Linked DNA regions of Homo sapiens: region 2 is linked to region 1. A link is an interaction called in ENCODE POLR2A ChIA-PET data of the cell type or tissue named here. Cell type or tissue: MCF 10A. All regions are shown on one strand. Each heading gives the region's core, and the rest is flanking DNA. Links, peaks and the distances in the headings are about the cores only.

Region 1 (16,001 bases), core at 5,093-13,092:
GGGGTGTAGTTTTATCCTTCTGCGTGTGGATATCCAGTTTTCCCAGCACTGCTTATTGAAGAGACTGTCCTTTCTGCAATGATTGTTCTTGGCACCTTTGTCAAAAATCAGTTGCTTGATACATGTAAATTAATTTCTGGATTCTCTGTATTCCATTGGTCTGTGTACTTGTTTTTGTGCCAGTACTATGCTATTCTGGTTACTACAGCTTTGTAGTATATTTTGTTTTGTTTTTAAAAACTAATTTAAAAATTTTTTGTAATAGAGACAGGGTCACACTATGTTGCCCAGGATGGTCTCAAACTCTTAGGATCAAATGATCCCCCTGCCTTGGCCTCCCAAAGTATTGAAAGTACAGGCATGAGCCACTGCACCTGACCTAAAGTATATTTTGAGGTCTGGTAGTGATACCTCTGGCTTTATTCTTTTAGCCCGGGTTTGCTTTAGCTATCCTTTCCGAGTCCTTTGTGTTTCCATGCAAATTTAAAAAAAAAAATTTTTTTTCTATTTCTGTGAACAATGTCCTTGGTATTTTGATAGGGATGGTGTTGAATCTGTTGTCTGGGTAGTATTGTCATTTTAACAATATTAAGTCTTCCAATTCATGAGGATGGGATGTCTTTCTATTGTTCGTATCTTCTTAAATTTCTTTCATCCATGTTTTAATGTCTTCCTTGTAGAGATTTTTCAAGTCCTTGGTTAAACTTATTTGTAGGTATTTTATTTTTTGTAGCTATCATAAATGAGATTGTCTTCTTGATTTCTTTTTGAGCTAGCTCATTGTTCATGTATAAAAATGCCAGTGATTTTTGTATATTAATTTTGTATCCTGCAACTTTACTAAATTCATTTATCAGTTCTGAGGTTTTTTTGAGAGTCTTTAGGTTTATATAATCATGTCATCTGTAAAGAGAGACAATTTGACTTCCTCTTTTCCAATTTGGATGTCCTTTATTTCTTTATCTTGCCTAATTGCTCTGGCTAAGGCTTCTAGTACTATGTTGACTAATAGTGATGAGCATTGTCATCCTTTTTTTTGTTCTAATTCTGAAAGCTTTTCCTCATTCAGTAAGATGTTAGCTGTGAGTTTTTCATATATGGCCTTTATTATGTTCAGGTACTTTTTCTATACCAAATTTATTAAGAGTTTTTACCTTGTCTGTATAAAGAATTAAAAAAAAAATTAGCCAGGCATAGTACCTTCCACCTGTAGTCTCAGCTACTCAGAAGGCTGAGGCAGGAGGATTGCTTGAGCCCAGGAGGTTGAGACTGCAGTGAGCCATGATTATGCCACTGCACTCAAGCCTAGGTGACAAAGCAAGACCCTGTCTCAAAAAAAGAAAGAAAAAGAAAAAAGAGTTTTTATCATGAAGGGAGGTTGAATTTTATCAAAAGGTTTTCCTGCATCTGTTGAGATGATTATATTGCTTTTGTCCTTCATTTTATTGATGTGATGTATGACATTTACTGATTTGTGTATGTTGAACAGTCCTCGCATTCCCGGGATAAATCCCACTTAATCATGGTGAATTATGTTTTTGATGTGTTGTTAGGCTTAGTTTGATAGTATTTTGTTGAGAATTGTTGTGTCTATGTTTGTCAGGGATGTTGCAGTTTTCTCTTTTTGTTGTGTCCTTGTTGGTTTGGGCATCAGAATAATGCTGGCCTCATAGAATGAGAGAGGAAGAATTCCCTCTGCTTCAATATTTTGAAATAGCTTGAGAAGAATTAGTATTAATTCTTCTTTACAAGTTCAGTAGAATTCATCCAATCTTGAACTTTTTTATTGGAAGACTTTTCATTACTGGTTCAATCTCGTTACTTGTTATTGATCTATTCAGTTTTTCTATTTCTTCTTGGTTCAATATTGGTAGGGCATATGTATGCAGGGATTTATCCATTTCCTCTAGGTTTCCAAATTTATTGGTGTATATTTGTTCATATTTGTCTCTAGTGATTCTTTGTATTTATTTGGTATCCATTGTGATGTCTCTCTTTGTTTCTAATTGTATTTATTTGGATCTTCTCTCTTTTTTCTTTATTAGTCTAGCTAACGGTTTGTGTATTTTTTAATATTTAAAAAACATTTTTGTTTTATTGTCCTTTTTTTAGTCTTAATTTTGTTATTAATGTTAAGATCCTTATTATTTCTTTTTTTCTGCTAATTTTGGGCTTGGCTTGTTCTTGTTTTTCTAGTTCCTTGAAGTTTTTAGGTTGTTTATTTGAAATCTTTCTAGTTTTTTGATGTAGGCATTTATTGCTATAAACTTATCTCAATACTGCTTTTGCTATGTTTCATAGATTTTGGTATGCTGTGTTCCTATTTTCATTTGTTTCAAGGAATTTTTTAATTTTATACTTAAATTCTTCCTTCACCCATGGGTTATTCAAGAGTATGTTGTTTAATTTCCATGTATTTGTATACTTTTAAGTGTTCCTCTTGTTATTGACGTCATTTTACTTCATTATGGTCAGATGAAATGCGTGATATGAGTTTGATTTTTAAAAAATTTTTGAGACTTGTTTTGTGTATTACCATATGGTCAGCCCTGGAGAGTGTTCCATGTACCGATGAAAATAATGTGTATTCTGCAGCTGTTGGGTGAAATGTTCTGGAAATGTCTGTTAGGTCCATTTGGTCTATGGTGTGGTCTGAATCTGATGTTTCTTTGTTGATTTTCTGTCTAGATGGTATGTCCAATGCTGACAGTGGGGTGTTGACATCCCCAACTATTATTGTAATGGGGGTCTATCTCTTTCTTTAGATCTAATATTTGCTTTATGTATCTGGGTACTTCTCTGTTGGGTGCATATATATTTATAATTTGTATATTCTTTTGCTAAATTGGTCTCATTATTATATATGTTCTTCGTCTTTTCATACAGCTATTAACTTGAAGTCTATTTTGTGTAATATAAGTATAGCTATTCCTGCTTACTTTTGGTTTCCATTTGCATGGAATATCTTTTTTCCAGCCTTTCACTTTCAGCTGAGTGTTTTTACAGGTGAAGTGAGTTTCTTGGAGGTAGCATATAGTTGGGTCTTGTTGTTTTTATCCATTCAGCCAGTCTCTAGCTTCTAAATGGAAAATATAGTTCATTTACATTCAAGGTTATTATTGATAAGTTAAGAAGACTTCTAATACATAAGGTAAAAAGAAAACACCTAAAACATCAAAGTGCAGAATAATAAACATTGTACATGATCATTAGTGTCAATAAAAAATATATACATATAAATATTCAAATATTCTAGTATTGCATTTTTCTTTCCTGCAAAGATGACTTAGAAGTTGTTTTTATTTCCTTTGTAAAAAAAGAACTGGGGACAGGGAGGTGGTCAAAGAGAGAATTTTAGATTCATTTTATATTAATAGGTTTTTAGTTGAAATTTTTCTTCTTAAAATTTGTTTGTGGGGGAGTATACCTATATTGATTGTATTTTAAAATACAAATAAACAAATGCATTTTGTTGTCTAGTAGCTGATCAGGCTCTCCAAGATCTCCCCTGTATACCTCTCTGTCTCCTCTGGCCACCGCCTGCCTCTTACTTCATGCCCTGGCAGTGCTGATGAGCTGGCAGTTCCTATGCACCTGCCACCATGGCCCTCTTCCCAGGCCTTCGCTCTTGCTGTTTGGCTCCTCTGCTTTCAGTGTTCTCCTCTCTCCACTCTCCCTGTTATTTAAGGTCTTACTCCCATCCGGTACTGCCAAGCTAGTCTAGTGACCACTGCAGCGTCCCCATAATACTCTGCACACTTCTCTCTCCTTACACTCCATTGTCTTTGAATTGATGTATTGGGAAGGTGACAGCTGTAAGTGATCCTTAGCGCAGGTCTGTGCTTCACTCATCTTTGCAGTTTAAACTGTCAGCATGGTGCTTCTTATGTAAAAGGCTTTCAATAAATGTTAGATAGATGGATCAGAGGAAAAAATATATTATCTGAAAAATTATGAAAAAAACACTTTCTTAAACCCTTTGATGACTGATACTAGTATTCCTACATAAAACAAACTACTTGGCTGGGCGCAGTGGCTCACGCCTGTAATCCCAGCATTTTGGGAGGCTGAGGCAGGCAGATCACTTGAGGTCAGGAGTTAGAGACCAGCTTGGCCAACATGGTGAAACCCTGTGTCTACTAAAAATACAGAAATTAGCCAGGCATGGTGGTGGGCACCTGTAATCCTAGATACTTGGGAGGCGGAGGTAGGAGAATCACTTGAACCTGGGAGGCAGAGATTGCAGTGAACTGAGATCATGCCACTACACTCCAACCGGGACAACACAGAGAGATTCTGTCTCAAAAAAAAAAAAGGAACTACTTACAAAGCTTGGTATTGACTAAAGAGAGCTGCTTCCCCACTAGCAACCCTTCAGGAATAATTGACTCCAGCACCAAAAAAAAAAAACCCTATATTGTAGCACCCCTACATTGAACAGTCTATTTCTGAGCCTTCCTTGCTTCTCTTTCCAAGCCCACCCAGAGCAGCCCTAGCAAAGGAATGAAGTATTAGAAGAGAGAACCATTCCGGGGTTTATTCACCCATGTACTGACATTTGCTACATGACAGACACTGCTCCAGGCAAGGAGGCAGTGGCGGGTCACAAAGAGAACAAGCCTATGTTCTTGCCCTCAAGGACCTAGTTTTATTGCAAAAGAGAGTTAAGGGAAGAAAATAAATTGTGGTATAAATAGAGAGAAAAAAATTATGGCCCATTATAGAACTGAAAGCCTCCAGGTCTCCAAATCAAAATCCAGTTGTACCTGATGATTGAAACCCGAGGCCAGTGGGAATGCCTGAGGGGCACTGGGGGAGTGTTGGGAGGTTACAAGGGAACTAGCAAATGCTGCTGCAGCGAATCTTTGGGAACAGATGGATTTCCAGGGAAGGCAACCACCTGAGAGAGGGAGAGGGAGAGCTGATCAGGATAGAGTCAAAAGTTTTAACACCAAAGATGCAAAAATAGTAGAGTCAATGAAAGTTTTATGGCTGCCCTTACAGTGTTTTTCTGGCAGTTGTTCTCCCATGAAGGGAAAGCAGATGACATACGATTGAATGAGCAAGGAGGCTGAGGTCTTCAAATATCTGTACTTATGAACAGCTGCTATGGGAGGAGGATGGGCCAAAGATAAGGTGTGGGGGGCTGGGGGTTGAGTTGAGAAAGGCCTGCAGGACTGCCTCTCCACTTCCTTGAGTTACTCCCCACCCTACCCCCAACTCCCTCCTGTGTCTGTTCTGGCCCTGGCCTCTGAAGCATGAAGGTCACTGTGGCTTTGGCACCATTAGCCTGAGTGGTTTTAATGATGTGGCCCAAAAGTGGTCTGTAAAGCAACAGTGAAAACACATGCACTGGAGCAATTCCAGTCAGATGGTACCTAATCCGTGCTCTGCCAGCAATCTGCTGCATGACCTTGGGTAGGCTGTGGGTTAGACTCAGTATACAACATCTGAGATTCCTTCTGTATGAATGTTCTTTATGGAATTCTAAACTTCACACATGTTCTTGGTCTCTAAACTTCTAAAAGCACTGTAGATTACTCAGAGATAAAAGGGTCTGTTGAATGAAGAACTCCAACAAATACATTTTTTACTTCTTACCACATATTTTGTAAACAATAATTGGGATGTCTACCCATAGTATCTAACTTAATCACAAGACATTTATTGAAGGCTTATTGCACATTAAGCAATTGGGCTAATATTCCAGAACTAGGTTGTGATAGTATTAACATCTATAGGTTGAACACTGTCATGTATATCATCTCCCATAACCCTCAGTTCTGGAAAGGTAGGTATTATCTTCCTCATTTACAAAGAGAAAAAACAAAGGCTTCAAGAGATCAAGAAACCTGATCAAGGGCACACAGTGAGAAAAGCACAGGGCCAAGATTAAAAACCCATGGTGGTCTGACTCCAGAATCTGAATACTTTACTGAGATTTATTGCCTTTTCTGGAAATAATTATAGGTGGCTTAGAAAGAATAAGTAACTCTTGCATGAACCAAGCATATCAAATTTGCTGCTGGTCTAAGCAGTACGTTCTCCTCCCTCACCAGGTTTATTTTCCAATGCCCTCAGAACTTCCTACCAGCAGCCACTAACTCAGTTGCTCACCAGATTCCTGCTACGCAACTTTTGAGGATGGCTGGATGGCTGACCCACCTAGCAGCCTTCTTTGTCCAAACTCCTTATGCCAGATTAATTCTCTTTATGGGAATTGTTGTGGGAAGCTTTTCACAGGAAGGAAACTGAGCCCACGTGACAATATTGCCCAGAATTTGAATGTTACATTTTCCTGGGCTAAAGAAACCTTGCCAAGAGCCCTCTGTGATATTTGTTTTGTAGTTGTTATTTAAACTGAAGGGCTACTGAGCTGCTTGATCAGACAATGAGGTAGACGACAGTTTAACTTTCCAGAAGCCAGGTGCCAGGAACCATGGATCTCTTTCTTTGTGGCTGAGATCTGAACCTCAGGATGGAAGAAGAGTCTTAAGTCACCTTAGATGGTCCTGGAGCTGCCGAACTGTTAGGCCCTGCAAAAGTCCTGGAAGCCAACAGAATTACTTCACAGGGCCAAGGGGCAGGAACAGGAGGTTACCACTGTGCATTTACAAAATGCTGACCTGAGGTCCCAAAACAACATTCTGCTCATAGATCTAGAACAAAGGAAAGGACCTTAATTGACATAAGCCAGTGATGATAACACATCAGGCTTGAACACAAACTCAGTGAGTGCAAAGCAACTCATGGGAGAAAATAGAACTGAATGTACAGTTGACATACAGGCAAATCTTGCATACTGCTGGCAGTGGAGAGCAACCTGCGTAAGTGTTCCCCTAAGATATCCCCAGGAGGGAGGTACCAGGGATGTCTATTAGATTTCCCCACCTACTAAAGAATATCAGCAGTCCCACTGCTGGAAAGACCTCAGACAACTTTCACGTTGCAGATGAGAAATCTGACAGGCAGGGAGGGGAAATGACTGGCCCAAACTCACATGCAGAAGGGGAACTGAAATGCTTTTGCTGACAGCTGTCACAGTGTTCTTTTCCACAGTCTCAGCATTGCACTGGTTCTTACCCCTTTGTCCCTGAGACATGGTTTCACTGTTTTTCATTGTTTGTGTATAATTGCAGTGACCTTGGTGGCTACCAGCATTGTATCCCAGGTATTCAACCCAACTGGTGGTGGCAGAGTTTATTTCTAAGTTACTTATCATAGGCAGAGAAGTCAAAGGGCTTTGGAGGTTTGCCGGAAGAAGACTTAGGCAGAACAGATGATCAAATATCTGAAAAAACTGAAAGAGGAGTTGTTAGGCTCACTTGTTGCTGCTACAGAACACTGGTTCTCAAAGTGTGGTCCAGGAACCAGCAGCATTGGAATTACCTGGGAATTTGTCAGAAAGGGAAAATCTTGGGCCTCACTCCAGACCTATTGAATCAGAATCTCGAGAGTGGAGCCCATCAAAGTGTTTCAAGCCCCAAAAGTGATTATGATATGCTAAAATGTGGGGCCCTCTGCCCAAACAGGGTAGGATGTGAGTTAAATTGTCAGGAAGACAGATAAGCAAGGACTATGTGACAAGGATGGGTCCCCTGGAAGGTGAGGTGACACTAGATCCGGGCACACAGAATGAACCCTCACCAGCCAAGAGAGTTCTGAGTGGAGAGCTGCCCTGGGAGGAAAATGCTGAACAGATCACCTCTAGGTGCTCAGCAACTCCAAGATCCTATGACAATTTTTACATGATAAACGGGACAGAAATACAATTACTTCCCCATTCTGGAATGGAAGCACCACAAAGGCAGGCATTTTTGTGTTTTTATTTTACTTTATTTTAATTTTTTGCTATTGTAACTCCAGTGCCTAGAGCAGGGATAGAACTCTTGGCCCAAACCCAGCCCACAGCCTGCTTTCGCAAGTGACATTTTATTGGAACACAACCATGCTCATTCATTGACATATCATCTATGGCTGCTTTCACAATCTTGTACTACAACAGCAGAGTTGAATCACAGTGACTGACCGTATGACCCAGGAGACCTAAAATGTTTGCTCTCTTGTCCTTTATAGAAAAAGTTTGACAATCCTTGATCTAGGATATTGCCTGAGTCACAATAGATGCTCAACAAACATTTGATGAATGAATGAACCCTTTTCTCTGTTGGCAGAGAGGTACAGACACCTTGGTCTGGGAGAAAACAGAGATATAGAGGATAAAGCTATTAAATTCAGGGGTGGCCAGACCTGGCCTTGAGTCCTGGCTTCATCATTTACAAGTGGGGTGACCTTAGGCAAATTATTTAGCTCCCTGTGTGTCATATGCCTCATTTGTAAAGCAGCAATAATACTAGCCATTTATAATTAGTATGACAATGAATCAATTTACATACTGCACAGAAAGCATGGAGCCTGATGTGTGTAATTACTGAATACGTGATCCCCAGTTATTAATAACTTTGAGAAGTCTTTGATGAGAGGAGTTCAGACATGTAGGTTTGGACACAATGGAACAAGGAGTTGACAATCAGAAGGTCTAGGCTGTCCTCGGTTCTACCACCATGCAAGAGCTCTCTGTAGAAGCAGGAGAAAGGGCAAATTCAGAGATTGTAATTAAGCAGCTCAACATTTAAATTTGTGGAAAGCTACTAGGTAGATAATTTACATATGATTATCTTTAAGATAGTGTATAAAGAGGCAAGATTTCATTGGTTATAGATGTTCGGGTGTTTTCTAGTAGTGAAAACTAGTAATTCATCTATATTTTCTCACATATTCCCCTGATAACCAACTGCAAACAGCTGTCTGGGTGTCAGGGCTGGACAGCCCAAGGTCATGGGAACCCTCAGAAGCTACCTGGTCATAGAGGGACTGACCTTGCCCTCTCACCAGCTGACAATGGAGTTCTCCAAGAGGGTAGTGTTTTCTCAAACAGTGCAAGCATAGCCCCTTTGTGTTAGGTTGGTAGTGTTTTTATTGTTTTCTGGCAGGAATTCTTTACATATCCTAGGTGTTCTGGCAGAAGTCTCCAAACCCTCCAGTGCCCCAGGGTAAGCCAGAAACAATAAATCACGGGCAAGTATAAATCCACACTGGCAGGAGACTGAGTCAGAAACATGTTGCAACTTAGGACTGCAAATGCCCATGTTTATAGCTTCCCTGATTCTGAGATTCTGCAAATTACCCTGCATGCCTGTTTCCAGCATACCAATTTTTCTCAGTAACATTGAGGAAAGCGTGGTAATTTCCAGAATTCTTTAGAGTATGCTGGCAAGTGCAATTTCACATGTGAGGAAAAACACCTGGAAGCTCACTCCTCTCCTTCGTTCACATGTGTCGAGCCCCACCCCAGAGCCCTCAAATCACAGATTCCATTAAGAACTGTTCATCTTCAACATGTAGAACTTAATTATGGATATCTACAGAGTGTGAGAATCTGCTGTATTTCTTCCAAGACATAGAGGTTTAATAAAAAGGAAAACTGAAGAGGTATAACCCAGATTTTTATTTATTCATGTTTATATCTTCTTATATATCAGGATCCAGAACACTGGAATCCCTCTCCTGTAAGTCAATTACAATTTACATGCAGAGAAAAACACAGGGTTTTCTGTCTCTAAAGTTCCTACCTAGGTCACTCTCCTCTAACCTTCAATCCATAAACATCAGCTATCATCCAATAACCTGATTGCCACCTCCCACCAAGCACATTCCAAAACAGTGACAAAATTTGTGTGTCCCACTTGAAACTGAAACAGTTGCTACACCCTTGTAAAAGGCACAACACTTGATCCAAAGGCTTCCATAAACAACCGTAGACCCATTCCAGATCATATGAGGAAAAATCCTTGAAAAGTATGGGAGCTTGGCAGGTGGTGGGAACATAGAAGGAGCTTTGAGTGAGAAGGTCTGGAGTGGTTCCAGCTTCCATGCTCATGCATGAACTCATAATCCATCTTATTCTCCTTCCATGACCCTTTCCGGCCTCACACAGAACACATGCTTTTCTCTCAAGCAATTAAACTTAGAAGTATCTTATGCTATTACAGTGAACTAGCCAAACTCATGGGTGACCCTCTAATAAGTCCTGAGTTTCCTGCAATGCAATAACAAAGTAGATGGTATTTTTCCAGTAAAGAGAGACAAGGGAGACTTCGGGCAAGGATTGGCTCCTTCCCTCAACTCTATTCACTCTTGGTCACCTTTGGACCATCTCAATACAGGTAGGGCCATGGGCCTCATTATCCTTCAACAAGAAGGTGGCTTTTCCTCAGGAAGTGGAAGGCCCCTATGCAATTCTAATGGGTTTAGTTAACAACACTAATGGATGGAATCGCAAGGTTCTATTGAGGTTTCATTGTATTATTTTGCACAAAACCTCAAGAAATCAACAGAGTCTTTCTGTAGATAACACAGTCCAGGACTTCAGAACTGGTCTCTTCATCTTCCAGGGCCCTGGCTATCGCCAGGCTGCTATGGAATAACTATACCCATGAATCTGGATGTTTGGCTCTGCTTAGCTTAAGTAAAGTAATTTCTGATCCAAATCTGGTCAGCCTCCCCCATCACTGCCTCAGCCAAGACACTGGCCTCATTCTTCATGGAATGGAGCTCTTCCTCCCTGCCTTCCCTTGGTGTCCTCACCCTGGAGCCAACAAGGGCACACCCACCAGCAGCCCTCCTTGTGGAGCCCACCTCAGGCTCCCTACTGGCATTCTGGGCTATGGCCTGGAGCTTTTCTCTGTTCCAAAGGTCTCTCTCATCTTTCCTCCAATGATTTGATCTTTCCTATCCCATGCTCACCTCCAACACTTCTTCCAAGTCACTAGAGTGACCCTCTGCTCCTGCCTTCTGCCAAGCATCCTTCTTCCATTTTCCCACCATCTCCTGCAATACCTCCTCTTCCCTTAGGCTTTCCTGGGCAGATGAGAAGAGAGGTAGTATTTTCTCCCTCCTCTACCCTGGCTAATCTTTCAGTCTCGACTCCCAAAACACACCTGAACAAAAAGCCAAAACAGCAAAAATGACCAGTTGGTGGAGTGAGGAAGGAGACGATAAGATTGCTGGGAAGGGAGAGGAATGAATCTCTCCCGCTTCGTCCCCCACCAAGTAAGACTGAGGGGAACTGGGACAGAGAACTCAGTCAACCCTGGGAGGACAAGAAATAGATGTACAAGTATCTGGAATACTCTTAGCTTAAAACCCACACATTCATATGCACACATTATTCACCCAGTGAGTGAGAGGTCACTAAGGAATGCAGGTTTTCTTTTTGCCTGACTCCTGTTCCGCTTAGCCCTGACCTCTAATTTTCTTATTCTTTTCTCACTACTTTAAACTTATACTGCTTTATTTTTTTATTATCCAAATAGGCCACTGGAGTCCTTTCTGAAACTAGATGAGTCATTCATTTATTTATTTATTTACTTATTTATTTATTTTAGAGACAGGCTCTTGCTATGTTGCCCAGGTGAATCTCCAACTCCCAGCATCATGTTGATCCTCCCACCTCAGCCTTCCAAAGTGTTTCAATTACAGGCCTGAGCCACCATGTCTGGCCTAAGATGGATCTTACTCACAACTACTCACATATCTTGTTCTGCTCCCATCCACACAGATAAACACAAGTGACCCTCAAACAACCAAGAACACACATAAACAAGCAGCTGGAGGCCCACATCAGCGATCTGCAGTGATAAGAGCTGAATGAGGTGTGTGTCCACGAATAGACTGAAGTATTTGTTCAGGAAGCCCAAAGATAAACATATTGGTATACATAGGTCCATTTTGAACAGTGGATGAGAAGGCTCCTGGCCTGGGTTTTCCAGGAAAGAGAGTGAATGAGGGCAGAGGTGAGCGCGCACAGGAGAGACAAAAGTGGGTGGATGAGGGGGGATCTAGGAGGTATGAGAGATACTGTGTGGTGTGCAGAGACCCCAGGAGTGTGCTGCTTGGTTGATGTTATTATTCTGGTCTGTAGGTGTCTATCTGAATGTGCTTGCCTGTCTTAGGCTGTGAACCTCTAGAGGACAGGACTGGGCCCACATCCATTGCTGTCCCATGCTTCATCAGGCCCAAAGAGCCTATTGCGGGTGAGCAGCACTGTGCTTACAGGTTTGTTGACTGACTCAATGACTTGACTCCCAGCCTTGAGTGTCTGTAAGTGCCCAGTGAATTCCAGAGGAATATGATAAAATGCACTTTCTCCAGGGCTTTACTGAAACAGAGTTCTTTGCCAGGCTGGAATCATTTTGGTATTGTCCTACTAAAAAATAGAAGATGTGCTCCAAGAGCTGTCCACAGCCTCTTTAGTCTTAGAATTGCTGTGATGAGATTCCCAGAACTTAAAGATATAATCTATGTTTTCACTGGTTGTCTCCAAGTTTGTTTCCCTCAAAAGCAGAAAAGGTGTAAGCCTTATTCAAATTTGCATTTCCAGAGCTTAGACCCATATTAAACATCCTGTGTGCTTCAGAAATACTGACTGAGAGAATGCTGGAATGAATGAGCACAGGCCTGAAAAGTGAAGTCCAACCCAGCCTCCATTCCCAGCACTGCCTCCCTCAGTATTGTACCAGGCAAGAGCCAAGTGATTGACCAACATTGCAGAGCTCCCTACTCCTGGCTCCTGCAGGCATTTGAGTTTGCAGCCTCTTAGGAAAACACTAGTATAATTCCTATTTATAGAAGTCCTGTTTGATTTATAAGCCTGAGATTCAAAAAATGTCACTAATATTTTTGAAGTCACATTGCTAAGAGGTAAAGCCAACACTGGTCTTCTAGACCTCAAAGTTCATTTTAGTAACCACTCTTAATTCCTACACTCATACTAGCTGCATGACCATTGCTTCATTACTTGAGTGCTCAAGCCAAAGTTCCCTCATCTGTAAGATGAGAGTCATAAAAACTACTTAAAATATTTGTGAGATGTAGATTACATATATGAAACATAAGCAGATAAATAACTATACTTTTCAAGAGACTTACCCTTAAAATTTGAAGGAAACAGGCACATGAAGAGTCTTCTTACCTAAACCAACTTAGGCAAGAAGTTATATTCATATGGAACCTCCTCCTTGAAATAAAATAATGATCAACATTAGAGAAATGCAATTCAGTACCACAATGAGATACCATCTCACACCAGTCAGAATGGCTACTATCAAAAAGCCAAAAAACAAAAGATGCTGGTGAGGCTGCAGAGAAACGGGAATGCTTACACACTGTTGGTGGGAGTGTAAATTATTTTAGCCACTGTGGAAAGCAGTTTGGAGATTTCTCAAAGAGCTAAAAACGGAATTACCATTCAACCCACAACCCTATTACTAGGTATATACCCAAAAGAAAATAAATTGTTCTACCAAAAAGACACATATACTCATATGTTCATTGCAGCCATATTCACAATAGCCAAAACATGGAATCAACCAGGTGCCCATCAATGGTGGACTGGATTTAAAAATATGTGGTACATATGCACCATAGGAATACTATGCAGCCACAAAAACAATGAAGTCATATCCTTTACAGCAATATGGATGCAGCTGGAGACCATTATCCTAAGCGAATTAATGCAGGAATTGAAAATCAAATACTACATGCTCTTACTTACAAGTGGGAGCTAAACCTGCAGCACTCATGGACATAGAGATATCAACAATAGACACTACGGACTACTAAAAAGGGAGGGAGAGAGTGGGGCCAAGGGTTCATATACTAACTATTGGGCACTATGCTCAGTACCTGGGTGACGGGATCAATCGTTTCCCAAACCTCAGCATCACACATTGAGGTATTCCATTGTGTGACAAAACCACAACCTATTCCTCCATTCAACTATCAATAGGTATTTGGGTTGTCTCCAATTTATACTTACTATCAATAGTGCAACTACATCTTTTAATGAGTTTGTTATATGCATGTAACAAACCTGCACATGTACCCCAAATCTAAAATAAAAATTGACATTTTAAAAAATAAAAAAGTAACTAATTTAAAAAACGATCAAGTTTTCATCCACTTACCCTTTTATTCAGCGAATACATATCAAGGGCCTTCTGTGTGGCAGTTGGTACCCAGGGACTAAAAAGCCCAGTGGAAAAGTGGGCTTTGACTCAGGAGACTTAGATACATCCTCCCTCCCTCTTATCTTTACTAGCTGAGTGAATTTGAGCAAGTCCCTTAACTTCTACAACCCTCAATTTTCTCGTCTGTAAAATGGGAATGATAATACCTAATGCATACAGCTCTGAGGTGTAAGAAAGACTTATATACTGCCCAGGCATAGTGGCTCACACCTGTAATCCCAGCAGTTTGGGAGGCAGAGGCAGGTGATCTCCTGAGCCCAGGAGTTTGAGACCAGCCTGGGCAACATGGTGAATGAAACCCCTGTCTCCACAAAAAATGCACAACTTAGCTGGGCTTGGTGGCGGGAGCCTGTAGTCCCAGCTAGTCTGGAGGCTGAAGTGGAAGGATGTCTTGAACCCAGCGAGGTGGAGGCAAGGCTGTAGTGAACCATGATTGTGTCACTGCACTCCTGCCTGGGTGACAGAGATATCTTAGGAAAAATGAAACTTATGTACAAAAAGGACCAAGTTCAGTCTCTGATACAATGCACATACCTACAAATACCTACACCTATAATGACAGCTACTACTCCCGTCGTTGGCCTACTAAGGGCAGGGCAGTGGGAACAGCCAGTTCAGCTCAACAGTAGTCACAGCAGTTGTTTAGAACTTAGATTAGCAAATTATTTACTGGGGAGAGGGGTGTATTTTATCACTGATATTGTTAAGAATTGCCAGTGCATAGTAATAATTAAAAAGCAAACTCACTCTTAGTCCATTTTATTATTGTTTTAAATTCACTGCACACAGCCTGGCACGGTGGCTCATGCCTGTAACCCCAGCACTTCCAAAGGCTGAGGCGGGTGGATCACGAGGTCAGAAGTTCAAGACCAGCCTGGCCAACATAGTGAAACCCCGTCTCTACTAAAAATACAAAAAATTAGCCAGGTGAGGTGGCATGCGCCTGTAGTCCCAGCTACTCAGGAAGCTGAGGCAGGAGAATGGCTTAGAACCTGGGAGGCAGAGGTTGCAGTGAGCCAAGATCACGCCACTGCACTCCAGCCTGGGTTACAGAGCAAGACACTGTCTCAAAAAAAAAAAAAAAATTAGCCAGGCATGGTGGCGCGTGCCTGTAGTTCCAGCTACTCACGAGGCTGAGGCAGGAGAATCGCTTGAATCCAGGAGGTGGAGGTTGCAGTGAGCAGATATCACATCAGCTTAGACAACAAAATGACACTTCACCCAAAAAAAAAATTCCCACAGACAACGCACTCCTGGCTGTGCCTCGGACAGTCCACTTTCACCACCAGTCCTGGGTAAGCACTGGATTACATATTGGTGCCAAAAGGTGACAATCAGAATTATTTGGCACTGTTATAACCACACCTACATTAACACCTTTTGGATTCTACATATAAAATCAATACGCTTTGTTAGATAACAGCAAAAGTCTGAATTCAAAAAAATTAAAATAGAAAAAACATTTTATTAAAGTACGATGCACATTTTATAAAAGCACATATACAGTATAGCCTGCTGAAACTCCACACTTACGTGAACAGAACTCAAACGAACACGGCCAGCACCCAAAAGCCCCCTCATGCCAACTTCTGGTCACTACCACTTTCACCTGTTTTTGTAAATAAAATTTGTACAGCAAGCGCCCTATATGTCTGGCTTCTTTTGCTGAACATCATGTTTCTGAGATTCATCCATATTGTGTCCAGAATTGGTGGGTTCCTGGTCTCGCTGACTTCAAGAATGAAGCCGCTGACCCTCGTGGTGAGTGTTGCAGTTCTTAAAGATGGCGTGTCCGGAGTTTGTTCCTTCAGATACTCACATGTGTCCAGAGTTTCTTCCTTCTGGTGGGTTCGTGGTCTTGCTGATTTCAGGAGTGAAGCTGCAGACCTCTGCAGTGAGTGTTACAGCTCT
Region 2 (16,001 bases), core at 2,694-10,693, 50 kb after region 1:
CCACAGCTTCATTACACAGTTGCCTAGGGAACTTCCAGGCCACCATCCAGCTGCCTCCAGCTGCCTCCTGCTGCTGTTTCTGTTGGACAACTCCCTCCATTGCTGCCTAGAGCATTTAAATGGCAAGATGACTCAAGATACCCTGCCCCAGGGGTTCCTGGCTTCTCTTCCTTCCTCTCCCAGCACCTCCCAGCCCTTTTCCCTGCAGTCATCACACACAGGCACCATTCAAGTGTGCAACTATTTTTACTAAAGTGTGAAGGATTCTCAGGGCACAAACTATACTTAGCAGAGGTTAAAGTTCACATTATGCAATAAGGCATAAGTTTAAATCATTAAACAGCCTGTCCTATGCTCTTTCTGTCCTCACTCCTCTACAAATGGACTTTTTCAGTCCTAACGCTTCTCTTTTTAATTCAGCCTATGTATAACTCAAGGCCTTTGTTCTCTGCAAGGAAGAGAGACCATTTCTTTTTAGGCTTCAAATCACTCCCTCAGTCTCAGATAGAGATTTTCTTATGACCATCAGAACCTCTGATTTAGAAGGAAGCTATGAAGAAATGTTAAAAGGAATCTTCCCAATGTTGAAAAATCTAGCCTAGAAATTTTAAAAAATGTATCCACCAAGGGGCTTGAACTGACGCTAGTTGACAACTGCAGTTGGCTTTTCAGGCCCAGGTAGTGAGAAGGAATTATGTTTGAGGGTGTTAATTTCAGCATAAGAATGAAGAGGAGGGCTCAAACTAGCTCATCTGCTAGAGGAAAGACCGGGGTCCACACTGCGTGTGTGCCAGGATGTTTCACCACATGGTCCCTCTGGTACTGAAAGCCCTGTTACTAACAGTCGTAGCTGCCTGCTCTGGACAGGAAGTGCCTCAGTGATGAGAGTCCCCTTGCTCAAGGTCACAGCCCCTTCCTGGGGCAGCCTGCATCCAATGACTGGGCAGAGTTTGTTATAAAGGCTCAGCCCTCTTCCCCTGAGCTCAGGAAAACTCTAAGGCGGCATCCCTCCTTCAGAGACTGCATCACAGTTCCACGGCTTCCTCTGCCTCTTTCACAGAGAAGAACTCTACCTAATACGTCCCCACGTGCTAATCTCCATCTCAGAGTAAGCTTCCCAGGGAACCAACCTGAGACAATGATCAGAAGAGCTTAGTAACATTTCTTAAACAACGTAACATTCCCAGGTTTGTTTTTTGTATTCTCTTTTAAACCACTGCCACTATCAGTAAAGCTCTTAAAATACAAATGATAAATGCTCTTGTATAGCCTCTGTCCTAGCTCCTGAATGTGCTGACAGCAGGCTTAGCAGCATCAATATCACGGGTGAGTGTATCTGAAATGCAGACCTTCAGTTCCCAACCCAGACTAACTAAATCAGAGTGCATTTTAATAAAATCCTCAGATGATTCCATATGCATATTAATGTTTGATAAGCACTGGCCTACATGACAATTGGGTAAGAAATAATTAAGCAGGAATGTTTACTGGTAGCACAGAAGCATCCTGGCCTCCTTTTTCTCTGCCCAATGAGGGTTATCTGTTTTTCTTAATAAAAGGAGTTTAAAAACCCATTATTTTTGGCATAGACCAATCATAAACAAAAGGGCAGAAAACAGAGGCAGATGGTCAGACAACACACTGCTCAGGTTAGGAAACCAAGCAGCAATATTAAGCAAACAGGGAAAAACATTAAGGGAAAAATATGTAAAATAAGGATCAGCACTTCTGAGAGTATAAAGGAAAAGATGAAAAGCTGTCCTTGCAATACAATAGATGGACTTTGAACATGAGCAGTGACTTACAGCGTTCCCAAAAAACAATAAGGAACCTCCTCGTATAAGAACGCTTTCTCAAAGTTCAGGCACACACGGAGACGTGAACAAGAGGACAAGCTCACACCTGAGCAAACTCCATTCTCTTAGCCACACCATCAAAAGATTTCCACCACTCTTCAGTGAGGAGGAACTAGTTTATATTAGAAAGGCAACAGTTTGTTGTAGGTAACATGCTTACATGTTAAAGTGTAACGAATCCTTCCATGCTTCTAATTCGTAGGGAGGATTCTGTCATTCCCAGAAGATCCACTTGTTGTTCATAAAATGCTGCATTACGCTGTCTGGATTTCTTTATAGACGGATAGCTAGACAGAGTTTGACCTCTATGTGGCTTTTCCAATAAAAGTCCTAGAACACAAGGTAGGCAGGAACAGGTAAGTGGCACTGATAAAGAGTGCTGCTCTGTCACGATTGATTTATGTTGGGCTGTGGCCTGTTTAAGTTCATTTAAGGGCAGCAAGAAAAGAGGGAGCTGTGGTGAGGCCATGACACAGCCTGCCCTGATAGAACAGAACCCCTAAGGGAAAATGTGTTAGCAGCCACTAAGAGGAGAGGCAGGGGCAAGCACATTCCACCCTCATTGCAACAATAAAATCTGAACAGAACACATGGCGTGCCTATCTGAGGACTCTGAAAAGTAAATGGTAGCAGATGGATTAAGAAAGAAGACCAGAACTCAAACTGTCAGTGAATCAACAGTGAGTGTTCCCTTTCTGCTCCGTAGCCCCTAGCCTGGGTTTGCGGTAGCCCAAAATTCAGAAGTGAGCACCAGGTGTGGATAGAAAGGGTGCCATCTTGTTCTGGCTCAAGGTGCAGGTAATGCTGAGTGAGTGTGGGGGAAATCCCATCTTTCCGTCTTTTCTTTCTCTTCTTCATTCTTTCACACTCCACCCCAGGCAATCCTGTGGCACCCACAGCAGTGGCAGTGACAGCAGCAGTGGTGGGGTCCCACAGAGAACCGTTCCACTCTGATTGGAGGAGCTCTGGTGTCAAGGGGATGGGGAACCCCCATTCCTTTCTTTTCCCTCTCTCTTTGTTCTCGTACTACTTGGCCCAAATGTGGCCACGTTCATAGGAAGCATGCAGCCCAGCAGGGTAAACAGAGCACTGGCTTCCTGGCCAGAGGATATTAAAGAGGAGCCACAGAGAACTGAAAGGTACTAGCGAGAACCCAAAAAGGGAATAACTCAGGAAAGTGGCCACATACAGTTGTTTATAAACTCCTGGGCTCAATCCTGTACTGGGTATGTGTCGATCTGATCCTAAACAGCACACCAAAGGCTATGAGGAATGACTTTGGCAAAAACAGGAGAAAGATCTGAGTAGCTACAAAGGCTTGAACAACAGAATTGACATTGAACTACAACCCACAGAAGGCTGGCAAAATGTTCCACCTGAATCCACCTAGGTTGAATTGCTTGTTAAAACATTAATATCAATAGTCACAAAGTACATAAACAAAACCAATAGTCTCATAACATAACAGCCAGGATACAATGCAAAGTTACTCGGCACGTTAGTTTTCTATTGCTGAAACAAATGACCACAAACTTAGTGGTCGTTTACGTTTTAAGCCAGTTAGTGGCTTCAAACAACACAGCGTTTTAAATGTTAAAGTTCTGCTGGTCGAAAGTCCAAAATCAGTCTCACTGGACTAAGTTCAGGTGTCAGCAGGGCAGGTTCCCTCTGGAGGCACTCAGGGAGAATCTGTCCCTTCCCTTTTCTGCTTCTAGGGGCTGCCCACATTCCTTGGCTTATGGACCCCTTTCTTCGTCTTCAAAGTCAGCAATGTAACATCTCTCTGATCTTTCTTCTGCTGTCACAACCCTTTCTAAACACAGCCAGGAAATGTTTTCTGCGTTTAAGGATGCTTGTGATTATATTTGGCCTACCTGGATAATCCAGTATACTCTCCTCTCCTCAAGGTCGGTAGACAAGCAACCATAATTGCATTTGCAACCTTAATGCGTTGCAACCTGAAATCCTTTATGTCATGTAACATAGCATATTCACAGGTTTGAGGAAGTAAGACATGGACATCTTTGATGAGACTTTATTCTGCCTACAGCCCTCAAAATAAAATGAACCATCAAATCTCAACCCACATGAAAAAAGACAACCAACAGATGCCAATGCTGAGGTGATGCAGATGTGGGAATTTTCTGACAGACTTTAAAGGGGCTATTATAAAAAAAATCTAAGAAGTAAGGAAGAGGACTCTTGAGATTAATGGAAAGATAGAAAGTCTCAGTAGAGAAGCAGAAGGTATAAAGAAGATCCAAATGTACATTTTAGAACTAAAAACATAAAACCTAAAATTTTTAAACTTACTAGATTAACCAGTAGAAATTATCCAATATAAACAACAAAGAAAAATAGAATTGGGGGAAAAAAAATGAACAAATCCTCAGGGACCAGTGAGTGAATCAATATCAAAATCTCGAACAGTTGTGTCATTAGGGTCCCAGAGCAGAGGAAAAATACTGGAAAAATCATGGCTAAAAACTTCCCAAATCTGGCAAAAGACATAAACCTATGGATTCAAGAAGCTCAGTGAGCTACAAACAGGATAAACCCAAAAAATTATGCCCAGTCATGCTGTAATCCAAATGCTAGAAACTAGGATGAACAAAACTTTGGAAAGTAGCCAGAAAGTTGACATACTACTTATAGGAGAATAATTCAAATATCTGTAGATTGCTCATCAGAAATCAAAAATACGCAAATATAGACAAATTGAAAATCTTTGCCCATCAAATCAGCAATTTAAAATTCTTACTATCTGGTGTCAGGATATGAGAATGTTGCTGGGAAGACAAATCAGAACATTTGTGAAGGGCAATTAGTCATTACCTATCAAAATTTTATTTTATTATTATTATTTTGAGACAGAGTCTTGCTCTATCACCCAGGCTAGAGTGCAATGGTGCAATCTCAGCTCACTGCAACCTCCGCCTCCCGGGTTAAAGCGATTCTCCTGCCTCAGCCTCCTGGATAGCTGGAATTACAGGCATCCGCCACCATGCCCAGATAATTTTTGTATTTTTAGTAGAGATGGGGTTTTGCCATGTTGGCCAGGCTGGTCTTGAACTCCTGACCTCACGTGATCTGCCCACCTTGTATCTATCAAAATTTTAAATCTACACACCTCTCACCCTCAATTCCACTTTTAGGAATTTATCCTAAAGAAATATTTGTACATGTGCTCAAAGATGCTTGACTGTGCATTGTGTATAATGGCAAATAAATATATTAATTAGTAAAACATTATGAATTATTACAGGTAAGGTAATATATAAATAAATTATGGAGCACCACAGTATGAGATATAATGTACCTTTAAAACAATTACATTGGAGTCAAGTCTACTGGCATGGGAAGGAGTTATGATATATTGTTAAATGAAAAAAAATTGTCAAACAGCACACCCACACGTCAAATTTTATAATTGTGTGTGTGTGTGTGATTATAATTGATGGGGAAAAGATCTGGAAGGATAAAACCCAAAGTAATAGAGCAGTTGCTTCTGAGTAGTCAGACCAGAAGAGAAGAAAGGTACTTGCTCTTTCTATCTTATATATCTGTGTGTGTATTTTTTACAAAGAACAGTATTATTTTTGACACTTTTGAAAAATGGTAAAAGACCTATCTATGTAAGTTTGATAACATTGTCCTTCAGTGTTCTGAGTTTAGAAATTCACTAGTCTTTCACTGTTTTCTGGGACCTTAGCATTTTATTCACTTCCCTTTAGGAAATCCAACCATCTCATTCAGCATCTCCTAGTATATATGATATTTTACTGTGTAACCAATTATCTCAGGATTTACCAGCCACAACAATAGAAATATATTATCTCATGTCATTTCTGGGGGTCAGGACACCAAGAGTGACTTAGTGGGGTGCTCGGGTCAGGGTTTCTTATGAGGTTCAGTCAAAATGTTGGCCGAGGCTGCAGTCATCTGAAGGCTGGACCAGATTGGAAGATCCACCACCAAGTTCCTCACACAGCTGTTAGCATGAGGCCTCTGTTTCTTGCTGGCTAGTGGTCAGAGGCCTTAGCTCCTCACTACATGGGCCTCTCTCCAGAATGCTCATAAGGCAGCTGCCTTCCTTTAGAGTGACTGGTCAAAAAAAGAGGTAGAGCAATCAAGATGGAAGCTGCGATGATTTCTATCACCTAATCTTGGAAATGACATACCATCACTTCTGCTATGGTCTATTGGTCACACAGGCTGGCCTTAGTAAAGTGCAGGAGGGGACTACACAAGAGTGTGAATACCAGAAGACAGGGATCATTGAGGGCCATTTCAAAGATGCTACAACTAAATTTTTCTCCACTCTCTTTCTCTTCTCCCTTTTGAAGTTCGCAGATGTTCTAAAAACAACTCTATCCATACAGTATCACTGATTCGTTTAGGGGTCCTAGAGCATTCAATCTTTCATCAAAAGAAAACCTTATGGACTAATAAGGAACTCCAGTTTGTGTAGCTCCAACCTTTCTCCATGAACAAGGGTATTTTGATTTTCCTATAGTGTGATGATGGAGGGTAGGGAAAAGTACAAGTGTAAATAATTGACCAAAGAGAAAAACATAGGGAATAACCAGGTGCCTCAATGAGAATCCCTTCAATAGGGGGTCACGTCATTCACACCTACCCTGCAGCCCCACCTTTAATCCTCACAAGTCAGGACAGGCATCTCTTCTCCTAAGTGGAATTTCCCATAAGCCATGCAGACAAAGTAGAAATGCTTGCCAGCTCACACATCAACAATAAAGGCTACTAGAATCATCTGTTACTTAGAAAATGTTAGAAGGCAACAAATAAAAACTGAGGGTTAAAGGATACCTATGCCTCTGCACTAAAACAATATGAAGTACTCAAAGGTAGGGTATAACTGAGCATTTGGAAGAAACTATCCTGACATGTGAATGCACCTGATTGCAAAAGATATGTGTCATCTAACTGGGAGTATAACACAGTGTTATACTGTATACCTTAGGTTCAGCCAAGCATTTGATTAAGGCTTTCATAATATGCCTGTAGGTATGTTGGAGAAATACAAGTAAGAGTCGATTCATCATAGGTTGAGCAATCTATGCAAAGAGTGTTGATTGACTCATTGTTGTCAGCTTGAAAGAGATAATATACCTCAGGGCTTTGAATTTGGCCTTGTTTCATTGAAAATTTTTATAAACTATTTGGACAAAGACAAAGAAAATGCACTCATTAGATTTTCAAGTATTATATAGTCAGGAAAGTAAAGAAGCTGAACAATAAAATCAGAATCCCTCCAAAGGTCTCCAACAGGCTGAAATTATAGGTCAGAACCCCTGAAAATGAGTAAGAAGCAGCATAAAATCCTGTACAAAATGGGAGAGACCTAGTTGATGCAGAAAAGCTTGAAGTTAACCAAAAATTTAATATGTCAGCAGTTCGCCAAGCCTGCCAAAAAGGCAATGCAAAACTTTAGTCTGCGTTGTGATGAATATAGTGCTTAGAATCAGGGATATCTAGTTGTGATGAACCCCACACTAAATATGTGGCTTCCTAGAATGACTGAGAGGTTCCTCTATGACCATATGTACCTTCTAACACCAAGATTCTACCATCCTCTGCTTATAACAGTCCTCTTTGTGACCAATCTAGTAATTTTATCAAAAAAAAATGAGTTTGTTTTATTATTTTTGTATGCATTCAAGCAATATTTATCAGGAAAAAAAAGTGAGCCAGTTACTATTCTGGAATCTAGGGACACAAAGATGACTGGGACACAGACCCTGAGGGTTAGAGTCTGGGGAATAAGGACGCTATGGTCTGAATGAGTTCCCCGAAATTCATGTTAAACCCCCAATGCAATAGTATTAAGAGATAGGGCCTTCAGGAGGTGATTAGGTTGTGAGAGCTCCACCCTCACAAATGGGATCAGTGCCCATCTAAAAGAGGCCTAAGGGAGCTCACTCATCCCTTCTGCCATGTAAAGACTCAGGGAGAAGGTGCCATCTATAAAGCAGAGAGCAGGCACTCGCCAGACACCGAATCTACTGGTGTCTTGACTCGGACTTCCCAGCTTCCGGAACTATGCAAATAAATTTCTGTTGTTTATAAATTATCCAGTCTAAAATAGCCTGTTATAGCAGTCTGAATGGGCTAAGACAAGAAGTATAGAGGATGTGGTAGGCAGAATTCTCAGATGGCCTTTCAAGATTCTCAGCCTTGGTGTACATATATTTTCTCCCACTTATTCAGCCAAACACAAATATTAGTGCTGCTGTGAATAATTTTGTCAATGGAATGGGGTTCCAGGTTAGTTGACCTTGAAATAAGGAGATTATCTGGATGGACCTAACCTTATCACATGAACTCTTTAAAAGCAGAGTTTTCTGGCAACAGTTGAGAAAGTCAGAGGTTCATAGCATGAGAAGGATTCAATGCATCATTGCTGGCTTGAAGATGGAGGGAGCCATGGGGTAAGGAATGCAGGCACTGCAGGAGCTGAGAGTGGCCCCAGTTGATAGCTTACAAGGAAACAGAGACCTCAGTCCTATCACCACAAGAAATAAATTCTGCCAATAACAAGAATGAGCCTGGGCCAGGTGTGATGGCTCACACCTGTAATCCCAGCACTTTGGGAGGCTGACGCAGCATAACTGCTTGATCCCAAAGTTTGAGACCAGCCTAGACCTCATCTCTAAAAGACAAAAAAAAAAAAAAAAAGAAATTAGCTGGGTGTAGTGGCACATCCCTGTGGTCCCAGCTACTCGGGAGGCTGAGGTGGGAGGATCACTTGAGCCCAGGAGGTCAAGGCTGCAGTGAACCATGACCACACTACTGCACTCCAGCCTGGGTGACAGAGTGAGATCTTGACTCAAAAAATAAAAGAATGAGCATGTAAGAAGACCACAAGCCTCAGATGAGAACTGCATCCCCAGCCAACACCTTGATTTCAGTCTAGCAAGATGCTAGCAGAGCATCCAGCCACACTATGCCCAGACTTCTAACCTACAGAAATTGTGGGATAGTAACTCTGTGTTGTTTCACAGCATGAAGTTTGTGGCAATTTATTACACAGTAGTAGAAAGCTAATAAAAGGGATGAATAAGCAGTGGCCATACAAGGAGATAAATGGCTACGATGGAGCAAAGTTGCAGTGTACATTGTTGGTTGATGTTTCAGAATCTAGTGCCACTCTCCTAGGCAAGTTTCGATTTTGCTCAGGTAGCTGCTCCTCACTCATATATTCATGGCCACGAGCTGTACTCCCATATGAGTGCAGGACTAATTAGTCCAAAACAGGGCTTCTCAGCTTTGGCACTATTGATATTTTGACCTGGATAATTCTTTGTTGTGGAGGGATGTCCTGTACAGTGCACTGTAGGATGCTTAGAAGTGTCCCCGGCCCCTATCCTCTAGAGCTAGTGACATACCTTTTCTCTGTTCCCCTGCTGTGAAAAACAAACTGTCTCCAGATATTGCCAAATATACCAGGTTCGGGGCAAATAGAGGCAGGAAGCAAAAACATCCCCCGTTGGGAACCATTGATCCAAAGGTAACTCATTACCTTGCTGATGATTGGTTCAGGAATAGGTATGTGATCACTTTGGGAAATAGAGCTGTCAAAAGAGGTTTCACTGGGATTTCTGAGAAAACCTTCCTTACTCTTCAGGGTATGCTACTGGAAGTCACCCTGTTTCTCTTTCTCCAGATGTTCTGATGCACAGATTTCAGTCCTAGCACTGCTGCAGCCATGTCAAACCCAGCTTGAGGGTGGAGCCAATACACAAAAGAGTACACAGCCAAGAGTATTGCAGGGACCTGGGCCTCTGGCCCCTGGCTGAAGCCAATCCTGAAGTCTACTCTACCTATAGACTTCTGGTTATAGGAGCCTATTAATTTCCTTATTGTTCAAGATAGTTTAAGGGATAGCTGGTTTTGGCATACCACAGCAGCTAATTGGCACCACTCTGTAAAGGTGCTAGGGAAGCCCAGAGAAAGACACACCTCATGAAGCTGAGTCAAGAAATAAAAAAGGACAGAAGATAGGTCCGGAAGTCTACAGTCGACAGGCTGCTTTCCCATGACACCTTGAATCCTAACACTAGCCTGGAAAAATGGACTATTATCCTCATTGTATGTCTCAGAAGAGTTCATGGTTTGTCCATGGTCACAAGGCAAGGAAGAGTCAAGATTGAAACCCAGGCCTTCCAGTGCCACATCGCATGATTTCCCCCATATTCTCCTGAACCAGGACTTCTTTTCTGTCATCCTTTTGCTCAAAAATATTTAACATACGCCCTTGTCTCTGGAGCATGTTCAAACTTTCTAGCTGAGGATTTGAAGTTTTCCGCAAAGCCGCTCTACTCCAAAAGATTTAAGCTCATCATTCCAGCTCATTCCTCCAATTGGACCTTCGCTTAGACTTCCCTTATCTGTACTTTCTTGCCATTTCTTCTCCATGTGTTTGAGTTCATTCTTTAATAAAGTTCAAATTGATTCCTGAGCTTATGCAAAATTGCCCTAGTTCTTGGTGAGGTTTCTTCCTCTTAACTCCTAGAGTATAAAACTAAGCACATGTTACCCAGATGGCCTCAGGTTTCACCAGATGGAGCCCTAATAGTAGTCACTATATTTAGAACGTTTACGACTTTGGTTCCCACCTTACTTTGTAGACCCCATCACCATCAACTTCTACTAAGCCCTCCTCACTGAGGGCCTCCTCTTGGGATACTTTGCCCCCATCCATGTACCCCCCTCTCACTGTGAGAATGCCAGGGCGTGATGCCCTGAGCCTTCAACCTTCCAGTTGCAGAGTGGACAGATGTGGTCATCCATGCAGAAAAAAAAGGACATTTCTCCTAGTCCAGGTCACTTTTGGGCACCTGGAGGCTGAAGCAGCTTTGCTTCTGCTCAGCTCCTTTATCCTCATCCAAAAGACAGAGCTTCTTCCATTTCCACCTGTTGCCCTTCCTGATGTGGCTTAGTTGGAATGGACACAGACCCCCATGCTGCTACCAATCTCTCTTCTTTGTTTATTTCCAGAAATGGTATCAGCCACCAGGTCTTGACTGCTTTCTCTGGGCCAGGAATTATGTTAAGCACCTTACAAGTCACTTTATTTAATCTGTTTATTTAACAGCCAAAGTAAGTGCCCTTATTATACCCAGTTTACAAAGAGGTCTCTTATAAATAAAGGTTTAGGTAACTTGCCCAAGGTTCACTGAAGAATCCAGATTCCACAAAAGTCCTTGCTCAATCAACACAGCACCAAAGTCACAAGTTTCTACCCTGTCTTGGCCAGTCAAAATGGAAAGCCCTTTAAAAATGAGCTCATGCACATCAGCAGCTCTAGCACCCACTCACCTGTTCTGCAGATGCACGCAGACATGCTACACATGATATCATAAATAATCATTAACATGTATTGAGTGCTTACTATGTGCCAGGCACTATTCTAAGCATTTTGCATTATTAATGCATTTCCTCTTCAAAATAACCCTGTTAGGTAAGTACTATCATTATCCCCACACTGCAGTTAAGAGGCAGAGCTGAGATGAGGATGAAAGAAACCTGGTGCCTGAGCACACACTCTTACCACTCTGTTACAGATTATTGGGCATCCTCTATGTCCCAGATACCAGCCTGGGTCATCTGCATACATTTTCTCTAATCTTTACAATATTCCTATAAGAAAGTTATGTCCCCAATTTTACAGCCAAGGAACCTGAATGTCACAGAGAGTCAATCAACTTGCCCAAGATCTTGGTTAGTAAATGTAATGTCCAGATTTCACCAGGTCAATGCTGTCTTGTAAAGTTATTTGCCTTTTCATACACATGTTTTTTTCCATAGCATGAACCAGGCTCCCAACTTTATCCTCCCAGGACCTCTCTGAGAGCTGTAGCCCAGGTCTGTGTTCTGGGCATGGGTAGGAGGAGGAGGGAGAGAAAAAAAGGTGGTGGCTGCCAGCTGCTGCTTCAAACAAAATATATCTACATATACAAAGGCACCGGGGCTGGTTGCCTAGCAACATCTTTCTGCCTCCCCAACCTGCTTCACTCCATCCTTACCCAACACATTATGCACACCCCTTGGCCTGCAATGCCCTTCTGAGACATCCCCCTTCATGGCTGCCTTTGTTCATCTTAACCTGATTTGCTAGGCAAAGGCTTGTAGCTTGCAGCTTGCAGGGAGTCCAGGAAGCACACGATTTGTATCACAGATGGCCCTGGGACAGGCAAAACAGAGCTATCCACCCTGCATAGCCCATACCTTGGCACTCACAGGGTATCTAATGCTGCAGGAAGGAGGGGGTCTCATTTCAGGAGCTTTGTCATATCGCTAAAGGTTTAAAAAAAGAGTTTTGTTTTTCACATATGTCAGGTCCTTTAAATAGTTCTTTAAAATAAAAGTTTGATTGGGATAGAATTAAAGCAGGCTGTCTGGATTTCTTTTTTCATCTTATCTCCCATGTTGGAAGTTAGAGCCTCTTAAATTTAAAGTTATCTTCAGTTCAACCAGTCCAAAAGGCCTTAGGGATATATTTGTCCTGGAATCTTAAAGAGAGGCAGAACAAGGCAGAATACACAGTTCTCTTAGTTCTTCAAGCATAACTGAAAGGGTACAACAGTAGTGGAGCCCCCAACCCAGTCCAGAGCTTCTGACTTCATGGCGAGAAGGTGATGCTGAACTGAGAGCCAGGGCTACATTATCGCTTTCATGGACCCTAGGCAATTTTGCCTTCATGGGCCCATTCCTCCATAAAAAGAAAGAAAAAATATTAAAAATTATTTTTTATGACTGTGCTGGTATAAAGACAACTATAATCCAGACTGTATTCATTTATATATATATTTATTATTTTCATTATGTAATATTCATTTTTCCTGATTTTAAAAAAAACAAAGAAACTAAAATATATTTATGCACCCTTGAGAGTATTGTAGGTCCAAGCCTACTGTGCCCAGTGGATAAGATGGCCCTGCTGAGGGTATGTCAGCACACAGCAAATGTTATTCAGACATTGGTGCTCAGCCAATGCTCAGAACTGTGGGGTAAGGAATGCTGTGGCTTAAGGAAAGCACAATGCTCTGTGCCCAGAATTGTGGGGTAAGAAAAAAAGTAAGGTGTGGCACCTGTACTCAAAGGCTTCGAGCCTAACTGCAGAAAAAAACAAAGCAGAAACCTACAATCACTGAGCCACAAAAACTCGGCTTGGCAACCACTAAGGAAATCATTGAAACCCTTTTCTTGCTTAGTTGTATTATCACCTGAACAAATAATACATGTTTAAAACACCACATACTGAGAAAGGGCCAAAGAGGTAAGAGATGACGCTGGCAAGTGTAGTGATGGATTGGATATTGAGGTTAAAAAAGAGTCAAGAAAGATTTCTGAGTTTGGGCCTGGGTGATCATCTACATAGACAGAAAATAAAGAAAGAGGAATAAGTTGGAGGAGGAGACAATGGGCCCAGTGTTAGGCAGATTCGTTTGAAATGCCTCTGGGGAGTAAAAGGCAGAGACCAAGACTGCTTTACTCCCCACTAAAGTCTCATCTCCTAGTATAAAACCTGACACTTCTTCTGTATTAAATAAATATTTGTGGAATTAATTAGATACAAGTAGATAAGTCTAGTGATTGATTAGTTGTTTTTATGGGCCTAATACCCAGAACAAAGACCTGGGGTGTTGTGGCAGATGCTGGCGGCTGACATTCACTCTCTATTCCAAGTCTGCTTATGTGAACAACTGCAACTCCCTGCCTTGTCCTGGCCTCAGGAATAGATTTGGATTAAGTACAGGACAAGCTGGAATCTCCAGAGACTTAATGCCTAGAAGCAACCTCAAACAGTGATTGACAGGGAGTTAACCTATAAATAACCCATCTCCTGCGAAAATAACTCTGAGGCACAGTCTATGCAATCTTCTAGAATTCTCCAGTGAGATTAAGTTTCTAGAGCCCTAACTGAGGCTGGAAATATCCTGGCCACACCTGCTTTGAGTGAGAGGTTTCTTTGGATGAAAGGGCTGTGTAGCCAGCAGCAGAACTGTGTGCATGTGGAAAGCAAAGGCTGATATTCCTAACAGATGATCATCCACTTCTACGTGATGATATATTTGCTCATGTAAAGAGAGCTTTCTATTAATCTCTAATTTTATTCCATGTGGCTGGAGAACATACTTTGTATAATCTCAGTTCTTTTAAATTTATTATGGCTTGTTTTATGGTTCAGCATTTAGTCTATCGTAGAGAATATTTCATGTGCTCTTGAGAAGAATGTGTATTCTGTGTATTTTGCACTTGTTTGGTGCAGCAATCTCTTACATTTAGTTGGTTTATAATGTTAAAGTCATACGTATCTTGTTTATTGTCTGCCTAGCTGTTCTATCTATTACTGAAAGTGAAGTATTAAAGTTTCCAGCTATTTCTGTTTGATTGCCTATTTCTCTTTTCAATTCTGTTGGTTTTTGCTTTATATATTTTGGGGCTCTGTTGTTATGCGCATACATTATTATGATTGTTATGTTTTCCTGATGGATTGACTCATTTTTATTATAAAATGTCCTTCTGTAATCACAAAGGAAATTAGAAAATAGAGACAAATGACAATGAAAACATACTATACCAAAACTTACACAACACTGCAAAAGTAGTGCTATTGATAGCTATAAATGCTTACAATAAAATGAGCCAGGTATGGTATAGTGGCACACACCTTTAGTCCTAGTTACTTGGGAGACTAAGGCAGGACAGTTGCTTGAGGCCAGAAATTTGGGGCTGCAGTGAGCTCTAATTGCACCATTGCACAGCAGCCTGGTCAAAAGAATGTGATTCTGTTGAAGAAAGGAAATAAAGAGAAAGAAAGAAAGAAAGAAGGAAGGAAGGAAAGAAGGAAGAAAGGAAGGGGAAGGGAAGGAGGGAGGAAGGAGGGAAGGAAGGAAGGAAGGGGAAGGGAAGGAAGGAAGGAAGGGAGGAAAGAAGAAAGAAAGAGAAAGAAAGAGAGAAAGAAGGAAGAGATTGAGAGAGGGAGGGAAGAAGGAAGGAAGGAAGGAAGGAAGGAAGGAATTCAAATCAATAACCTAACTTTACAACTTAAGGAGCTTAAAAAAAAAAAGGAATAAACTAAACCCCAAAGCTAGTAGAAGGAAATAATAAATATTAGAACAGAGATTAATAAAATAGAGAATAAAAAACAGAGAAAATTAACAAAAACAAAAGTTGGTTTTTGAAAAGATTAACAAAATTGACAAACCAGATAGACCAAGAAAAAAGAAAGAAGATTCAAATTTCTAAAATCAGAAATAAAAATGGAGACATTACTACCAATTCTATAGAAATGAAAAGGATTATAAGAGAAAATTATAAATAATTGTATGCCAACAAATTGGACAACCTAGATAAAATGAATTCTTAGAAACACAAAACCTACTCCATCCATTTGTATTGTATAATAAAATACTTGAGACTGGGTAATTTATAAATAACAGAAATTTATTTTCTCACAGTATTAGAGGCTGGAAAATCTATCATGGCTCTGGCAGGTTCAGTGTCTGGTGAGGGCCCTGGTCTTTGCTTTCAAGTTGGCACCTTGAATGCTGTGTCTTCACATGGCAGAAGACTAGAAGAGCAAAAGGGTATGAGAATGGTGAACTTGCTTCCTCAATCCCTTCTATAAGGCACTGACCCCATCCATGAAGACAGGGCCCTCATGGCCTAATCACCTCTTAAAGGCCCCACCTCTTGGTACTGTACCCTTGTGGATTAAGTTTCAACACGAATTTTGGTAGAGACACAAACATTCAAAGCATAGCACCCAAAAACTGTACTTTCAGGAATCATTTCTATAGTTTGTTTCAAACCACAGCACCTACCAAAGCTAATTCACAAAGGAAGAGAAAATCAGAGTAGACCTATAACTAGGTATAACTAGGTAAAGAGATCGAATCAGTAATCAAAAAATCTTCTGACCAAGAAAGCCCTGGGCCTAATGACTTCACTAGTGAATTATACTACACATTTAAAGAGAACTAGTAGCAATTCATTTCAAACTTTTCCGAAAAGAAAAAAAAAAAAAACTGAAGAGCAGGGAACATTTCCTAGCCCATTTTATGAGGCCAGCATTACGCTAATACAAAAGCCAGACAAAGATGCCACAAGAAAAGA

The links. ChIA-PET counts read pairs that join two places held together with the same protein. Peaks named below come from ENCODE experiments on the same cell type or tissue, not always from the same donor. Only the 100,000 strongest peaks of a DNase experiment are listed, where the experiment ranks them.
Region 2: POLR2A ChIA-PET joins it to region 1 with 20 read pairs; 2 of 35 experiments call an interaction of 5 or more read pairs at or near these places.

What each region holds. Positions count from the first base shown.
Region 1 is chr1:116,281,414-116,297,414 of GRCh38, forward strand. LOC105378920 (a long non-coding RNA gene) reads right to left here. Exons shown (of 5, transcript XR_001738197.2): 4 at 12,991-13,078. Among named protein-coding and RNA genes, the nearest start is that of ATP1A1, 84 kb to the right of the region's middle. In MCF 10A, for the core only: no CTCF peak of the experiment used is centred there; DNase peaks (open chromatin) are centred at 7,978, 9,068 and 9,868.
Region 2 is chr1:116,334,162-116,350,162 of GRCh38, forward strand. LOC105378920 (a long non-coding RNA gene) reads right to left here and starts at 2,157. Exons shown (of 5, transcript XR_001738197.2): 1 at 2,017-2,157. In MCF 10A, for the core only: no CTCF peak of the experiment used is centred there; DNase peaks (open chromatin) are centred at 6,530 and 6,920.